3 separate regions of the Homo sapiens genome follow, and regions 2 and 3 are each linked to region 1. A link is a loop called in an ENCODE intact Hi-C map of the cell type or tissue named here. Cell type or tissue: mammary epithelial cell. All regions are shown on one strand.

Evidence for each region. Peaks named below come from ENCODE experiments on the same cell type or tissue, not always from the same donor. Only the 100,000 strongest peaks of a DNase experiment are listed, where the experiment ranks them.
Region 2: it touches region 1 in a loop (2.2-fold over the local background); 3 of 110 quality-filtered maps call a loop at or near these places.
Region 3: it touches region 1 in a loop (3-fold over the local background); 4 of 110 quality-filtered maps call a loop at or near these places.

Annotation. Positions count from the first base shown.
Region 1 is chr12:58,066,315-58,068,814 of GRCh38, reverse strand. No RefSeq gene overlaps it. Among named protein-coding and RNA genes, the nearest start is that of LINC02403, 20 kb to the left of the region's middle. In mammary epithelial cell, no CTCF peak of the experiment used is centred here; a DNase peak (open chromatin) is centred at 1,024; H3K27ac peaks cover 983 bases.
Region 2 is chr12:57,993,038-57,995,537 of GRCh38, reverse strand. No RefSeq gene overlaps it. Among named protein-coding and RNA genes, the nearest start is that of ATP23, 53 kb to the right of the region's middle. In mammary epithelial cell, no CTCF peak of the experiment used is centred here; a DNase peak (open chromatin) is centred at 1,497.
Region 3 is chr12:58,309,480-58,311,979 of GRCh38, reverse strand. No RefSeq gene overlaps it. Among named protein-coding and RNA genes, the nearest start is that of LINC02403, 220 kb to the right of the region's middle. In mammary epithelial cell, no CTCF peak of the experiment used is centred here; DNase peaks (open chromatin) are centred at 949 and 1,959; H3K27ac peaks cover 2,196 bases.

The DNA.
Region 1 (2,500 bases):
TTGCTCTAATGCAACTCCCATTTTTACCACAGAACCTCTGTGAAATTCCTTGCTTTTATGAGTGGTATTTGAGGTAAACTAAGGAAAAGGCATTGTGTTCCACATTTTGGTTGACTTGGGGCATAGAAAGGGGAACAGACACAAGAGTCAAGGTGACAGTAAATTTGAAAACTCTGAGGAGCAGAAAATTAGGCCAATAAACGACGAAGAGGACGAAGTCCTCCCCGAGAATCTTCAGAGTTAGTGGACAGATGCTGTGTCATTTAGGCTTTGTCAGACAAGCAGAGCCACTATATGGGATTTGCTATAGGAACTCCACCTTATGTAATTGTAGGAGCTGTTGAGGAACCCTATGGGAGGCTGTCAGTCCTTGTCTGTTATAGCCCTGCAGGCTCTGTAGAGTTTCTCAGTACCAGCAGTTGGTAAGAACAGCTGGACATTTAAAAGGCAGGACAAGGACAAACTGGAACCTACAAAGACCAGCTGGAACCCTCATCTCCCTCTCTCTATCTCCAGCCTCAATGGCACAGAAGGAGCTGGAACACTTCACCACAGAGCCATCCACACACCCAGCTTAGGATCTGGAGAAGCTAAAGGAGATGATCCAGCAGGGGCTGGGGAGCTGTGGGCTTGGCTGCTGCCTTGTGCTAACAGGATGAGCAACAGATCAGGGACAACAGGCATGAACTTCAAGAGTGCCTAGTACCCCACACTGAACTTCCACACATAGTGGCTCACTGTGGGTAATAGTGAAAGGAATAACTCCCATCTCACACAGCTTTGCTGAATCCATGGATCCTACCTCTGTGAAAGAGAGCATTGTATATTGGTCACTGATTTACAGTATTTGCCACATCCTGAAGACTTTACCTCAAACCTGTGAGATGTTCCTTCCCAGCCGGTATGGAAACTAAATTTTTGAAAGGCTATTTCAGCATTCTATCAGACCAGCTACTTCATGGTAACAGGGAACATGGTAATATCAGTAGATTCCATCAGCATGAGTCCACAATTGCTGTTAAGTAAGTTCCTTGGTCAGAAGCAGTGTTATAAGAATACCTTGATGTGAATCATACTATGTAAGTCCACAGATGGTGATTTTGACAAAAGCCTTGAGGGCAAGGAAAACAAATCCATATTTAGAGTAAATGTCTCTTTCAGTGAGAACAAAGCACTGCCTCTTCTAAGATGGATGTGGTCCATTGCAACCAACCTACCAGCAGGTATTTCAGCCTGCTGGGGAATGGTACCATGTCAGGGGCTCAAAGTTGTACTCTGCTGTTGGCAGGTTGGACATTCAACAGTGACTATAGACAGATCAGCCATAGTGAGTGGAAGTCCATGTTGCTGAGTCCATATGAAACTTCTACCCCTGCTACCATGGCCACTTTGTTCATGAGTCCATTGGGCATGGATGGAATGGCTGCAGAGAAAGCCTGCTTGATGTCCACAGAGCAGCGCATCTTGTTCATCTGATTATTAAAATCCTCTTTTACTGAGGTTGCTCTTTGACGAGCAATCACATGGAACAAAGGTCTTCACTCTCTATGCCCATTCAGAAAGATCTATCAACACACCTCCTTGTCACCAATTGTCTAGTTGTGTTCTTTCTTGGGGGGATGCAAACAGTCAGTCCATAACATGAACCATCTAGTCAAACCATTAGCCACTGCCTGCCAGTATAAGGCCGTACCTGGGGCCATCTCCTCTTCCAGGAAAAATTAATAAGTAGGTGTACTCCTTGAAGTACTGTCCAACAATAGGAGCTCCCTTCACTACCATAGTTCAAAGCCACCCCAGAGTGGGGCAGTAGTGCTGAGCTATCCATTTTTAGGATGTGCCAGCATAGCATACCAATCTATAAACCAGGCCTGAATTGTTTTCTTCCTCAGTCAATATTTGCCATAGGCAACCCCCTAAAAGCCATATATATTTGTCTTTAGATATCCATGGGGGATTGGTTCTAGGAGCCCTTCAAATACCAAAATCCACAGATGTGGTAGTCCCTTATATAAAATAGAATAGTATTTGCATGCAACTTTTGCACATCCTCCTGTATACTTTAAATCATCTCCAGATTACTTATAACTAATACAATGTAAATGCTGTGTAAATAGTTGTTATTTCTTTCTTAGTATGACTTTTATTATTGTATTGCTTTTTTTTTTCAAAATAGTTTTTAATCCTCAGTTGGTTGACTCTATAATGCAGAACCCTCAGATTTGGAGGGCTATGTGGGTTGAGAGAGAGGAGGCAACATAACATGAGGAGGGGCATCTGGGCAACTTGCCAAGCAACTTACTCATGCCTTCAGGATCTACTTAAGCTGTACTGCATACACAACATTTTTATTTTTTTGAGAGGGCCAAAAACACCCAGTTTATTGTCCACAGCTCCTGTTCATTGGGTGGCCCATGACCAAGTGTTGAGTCTCTGCCAAGGCCAAGGAGCAATCCATAAGCAGTTTCTCAAAGAATAGCCATCTAAAAAGGATGGTAGA
Region 2 (2,500 bases), 73 kb after region 1:
TGCCTGTAATCCCAGCACTTTGGGAGGCCAAGGCAGAGGATCGCTTGAAGCCAAGAATTTGAGAACAGCCTGGGTAATATAGCAAGACCTTCATCTCTATGATAAGTTTAAAAACAAAAATGAAACAATTTTTAAAATGTTTTAATGGATCAAAAGCCTAAACATAAGACTTAAAACAATAAAACCCTTAGAAGAAAACACAGGGCAAAAGCTTCACAACATTGGATTTGACAGTCATTTCTCAGATTTGACATCAAAGGCACAGACAACAAAAGAAAATATAGACAAATTGTACTTCCTAAACAATGTTTACATTTTGTACATCAAAAGATACTATCAACAAAGTAAAAACACAACCCACAAAATGAAAGAAAATATCATATCTGATAAGGGATTAATGTGCAGCATACATAGAGAACTTCTAAAACTCAACAACAAGAAGACAACCTGATTCAAAATGGGCAAAAGTCTTAAGGTGACTCACCTTCTTTGCGGGATGCCTGGGAGTTGCCATCTGCTCATCCCCATTGGCCTTAAAAAGCCAGTGGACCAAAAGGTGGCAGTCTTTTTTTTCTACAAACAGGAATTGGAAGCAGTGGCTGGCAGGCCAGTGCGATCTCTGGTTCCTGTCTATTTATGAGCCTACTCTCTATGAGTCCTGTGGTGGCCTCAGAGCTGGCAGAAGCACACTGGGTTTGTCCCTGCCTCCCTCCAACTATGAGTTGGGCCATACTAAACTGCCCACCATATTGAAAAAAAAAAGTTTTAATGGGCAAAAGATTTGAACAGACATTTCTTTAAAGAAAATACACAAATAGCCAATAAGCACATGAAAAGATGTTCAACATTACTAATCACTGGGGAAATGCAAATCAAAACAATGAGATATCACCTCACACCCATTAAGAGGGCTACTGCCAAAAGAACAGAACAGAACAGAAGTGTTGGAGAGGGTGTGGAGAAATTGGGACCCTTGTGTACTGTTGGTGAAAATGTAAAATGTTACAGCCGCTGTGAAAAACAGTATGACAGTTCCTCAAAAATTTAAAAATTGGATTAACTTATGATCCAGGAATTCTATTTCTGTACCCAAAAAAAGCTGAAAGCAGGGCCTCAAAGGATATTTGTATACCCATGTTGGTAGCAGCATTTTTGAGCTAAACCATGAAAGCAACCCATGGTCCATCAATGGATGAATGGATAAGCTAAATGTGGTATATCTGTACAATGAAATATATTTCACCTTAAAAGGGAAGGAAATTCTGATGTCGGCTACAATATAGATGAATCTTGAGAACATTATGTGAAGTGAAATAAGCCAGTCTCTAGCAGACGAGTACTGTATGATTCCACTTATATGAGGTATTTAGAGCAGTTCAAAATTATAGAGTCAGACAGTAGAATAGCGGGTGCCAGCAGCTGGGGAAAAGGGAATATGGGGAATTATTGTTTAATGGATACAGAGTTTCAATTTTACAAGATGAAACATGTTATGGAGATGAATGATGGTGATGATTGCACAACACTATGAATGCATTTAAAAATACTGAACTGTGTACTTAAAAATAGTCACGATGACAAATTTTTTGTTTCATGTATTTTACCACAATTTATCAAATGGGGAAACACTTTATAATCATTTGAAAGGATAGGAGTGCTCATAGGGGTGAAGTTTAGAAGCTACTAACTACAACATAAAATACTAATAACAGAGGAAAAAGAAAATCATTAACAGCAGCATCTAACCAGATTTCAACCAATGGGGTTTCATAATTCGTTATGTTCAACTAAATAGGGATCCCTGAACTGTCAATATAAAATTTATTGTCCTAAATGCAATTACACTGTAAGCACTGTTAAACCTTGGGATATTGATTATTTGAACATTTAGACAAATAAAAGTATTAAAATATTATAAAAATTAAAAGACTCAGTTAAGAAATCATAACATCTATGAATATACAATCATGTTTTCCCTGAAGATATGACTTCAGTCCCAAAATAAATTTTCAAATATAAAACAGCTATAATAATGTTTCAACCAATAACTTTATATTACCATAAAATTGGAAGAGAAGTAACTAGTTTTTAGGATAATAAGAAAATGTTAGTAATAAAGCATTATTAGGAAATATGCAGCAACATTCTGTTACCATGGGCTTTGTTTTTAGATCCATGATTTGATAAAAATTCATATGTCCCTTTCTATTTATTTTAAAAGAGATAAAAACCTACCACAGTAAAATGCCTCTAGGTCTATGCCTAGCGCCTTAGAAATAAAAATTTATTATCAAAGGATGGCTAAAGCCTCAGCTCATCCAAAGAGCTCCTCCTACTGTTCCAAAATATAAAATGAGTCTGAAGAGAGGAACTTTAACTGAAGAACCAGAGCATGACAAAATCAAGGCATAGGAACCAGAAGAGTTAAAGCCCCTGAGTCAGGGCTGAGATTCTGATTCTTAAACAGAAGGAGCTAAAAGTCAAACCCTGACAGAGACAA
Region 3 (2,500 bases), 240 kb before region 1:
TATACCAATCATGATGGTCCTGATTAAAGTCTGCCTTACCCATGCTTTAATAAGTATCATCAAATAATTTTTTCTTTAGCAAGAAAAAAAATTTGGTCTACAGTAGGTTGCATTGGTTTTTTTCTTGCTGCATAACAAATTACTGTGCTTAACTATTACTTTCTTCCATAGAATGTTTTCCACTTTTTCATGCAAAAGGGGATAGAGTTAGAATAATCTTACTGAAATTTTATTCATTGTTTTGGGATTTTACTACTGGAAAGTCATTAACATGGCACCTGAAATAAAATTATTTTAAAAGAAAAAATTATTCCAATTAGAACTCTCCCTCCTGTTTTGAGACACACTGCTGGGGCTTTAAAAAAATTGTAATCTCGTGACTTTGGCATTTTTCGGAAGAGCAAACAGGATTTTCAGGGTAGAAGAGCACCTACCATGCTTCTCACTTAACTTACTTAAGTCAGACTGGTAGCAATTAGCTCAAGAATTCATTGTGTTTCTATTGAGTGTGTCTTGCAGTTTCACCTCATTAGCATGCCTGCATTTTCTGCATAAATCTATCAAGGATGTTCTCCAAGGGGTTAAGCCTAGATGTGGAAGCAGTGCAGCCCTTTATCAAGAAATCCCTGACAAGATTCTCTTGGTTCAATTCAACTATTGTCCACCGTAGGAAAAAAAAAGATGAATTTGTTCTTCACAATGTAATTTTCCGGCATAAAAAACTTGCAGACTTCCTAGGAATATTTGGCACATTGACAACAGTGTGTCTGACAATTTCTGCTCTGGGATGTGCCGTGACTGGAATCCTCAATAATTTTTCAGATGAGAACTGAAAGCCACAAATAGAGCATAGTGTTTATCCTCACAATGTCTGGCTTTGCCAAACATGATTCAGAGCAAGAAATAGCTAGAGGTCTTATATTACTGCTTTCAACATAGGTTCAAAAAATAATAATAATCCTTAAGAACATATTCACTGGATTGCAAAAAAGACAATGACTCAGCATTCTTTAACTTTCATGACCTCTCCTTATGACTCAACATTACCACTGGCCAGATGACCTGGTTAAAGAAATATTCACAATTATCTGGGACATCTACACAAAGTAAACATGAGGCAATTTTCACAATGACTAAATAAAACCAAAGCAGAACCCTAAGAACATTTTCTTCTATTAAAAACTAAAAACCTGAAATAATTTTTTGCTTTAATAATGTAGATGTTACAAAAAATTGGGAGTAGAAACAATTATTATTTATTTTTTGATAATTATCTCAAATGTCTCCTTTACACCGCATGTATAACTAAATGTAACAAAAAAACTGAGCCAGGATTTAGAAAGTTGAAGATGCATTCTTCTTCACTCATTATTATACAAGCCTGCAAGGTTCTCTGCTGGGCATTCTAGTAACTACAATGATGAGTCATACAGGGGTCCTAGCCTCACATGTTTATGTAATGTGATTTATGAAATATGTGCTCAATTCTAATATATACTAAATTAAATAATAAGTGAACCCTAAATGTAACTCCACTGAAACATGTAGATCCATATTTGCATCCGCACCACCGGTGTCCAAAAGAATGGCTGGGCAGGGTTAAATGCGCATTTTGCTCTTTTCATTTATTCCTTATTTCATTTATTTCTTTTGAATGTGTATATTATTAGACATCAATTGCGCGTGAAATTCTCAGCTCAGAATAAATGTTGGCAAGCAAAATTTACCAAAGTGTTTACTTCTTATTTATTTCCATCCTCTATTTTAATCTACCATTAAAAATAATAGTCGAATATTGCTTTCAGTTAGCACATAATAACCAACACAGTCTTTAAAAGTAGATAGAGGCCAAAGTCAGAATTCTTCATTCAACTGTCAGATAATTCTGAGACGGGTTGGTTCCTTAACCTCTTGAGGCTGTTTGTGTGGGGTGGTGAGGTAGTGAGGCATGACGGAGAGGCAGGAGCAGGCTTGTGAAGAGGCATCAGACTGGGTGATGACAGAGATGAATCCCATTGTGCACCCTTGGGCACATTACTTCCCCTCTCTTGGACTCAGTGTTCTTTCATCTGTAAAAAGGGTGTAAATGCTACTGCAGAGGTAAATACTAAACGGGATAAAGTATCCATGTCTTGGCTGTTGTGAACAATGCTGCCCCAGAAGTGCAAATATCTTTACAAGGTACTGATTTCACTTCCTTTGGGTATATACCCAGAAGTAGAATTGCTGGATCATATAGTAATTCTATGTTTACTTTTTAATGCCTCCATAGTGTGCTCCATAATGGCCATACCAATTTACATTCCATCAACAGTGTACTAGGGTTCCCTTTTCTCCATGCCTTTGCTAACACTTGTTATCTCGTGTCATTTGGTAACAGTCATCCTAACATGTGTGAGGTGATATCCAGTTTGCATCTCCCAGATGATTAAGGATGTTGGTCATCTTTTCATATACCTTTTGGCCATTTGTATGTCTTCTCTAAAGAAATGCCTATTCA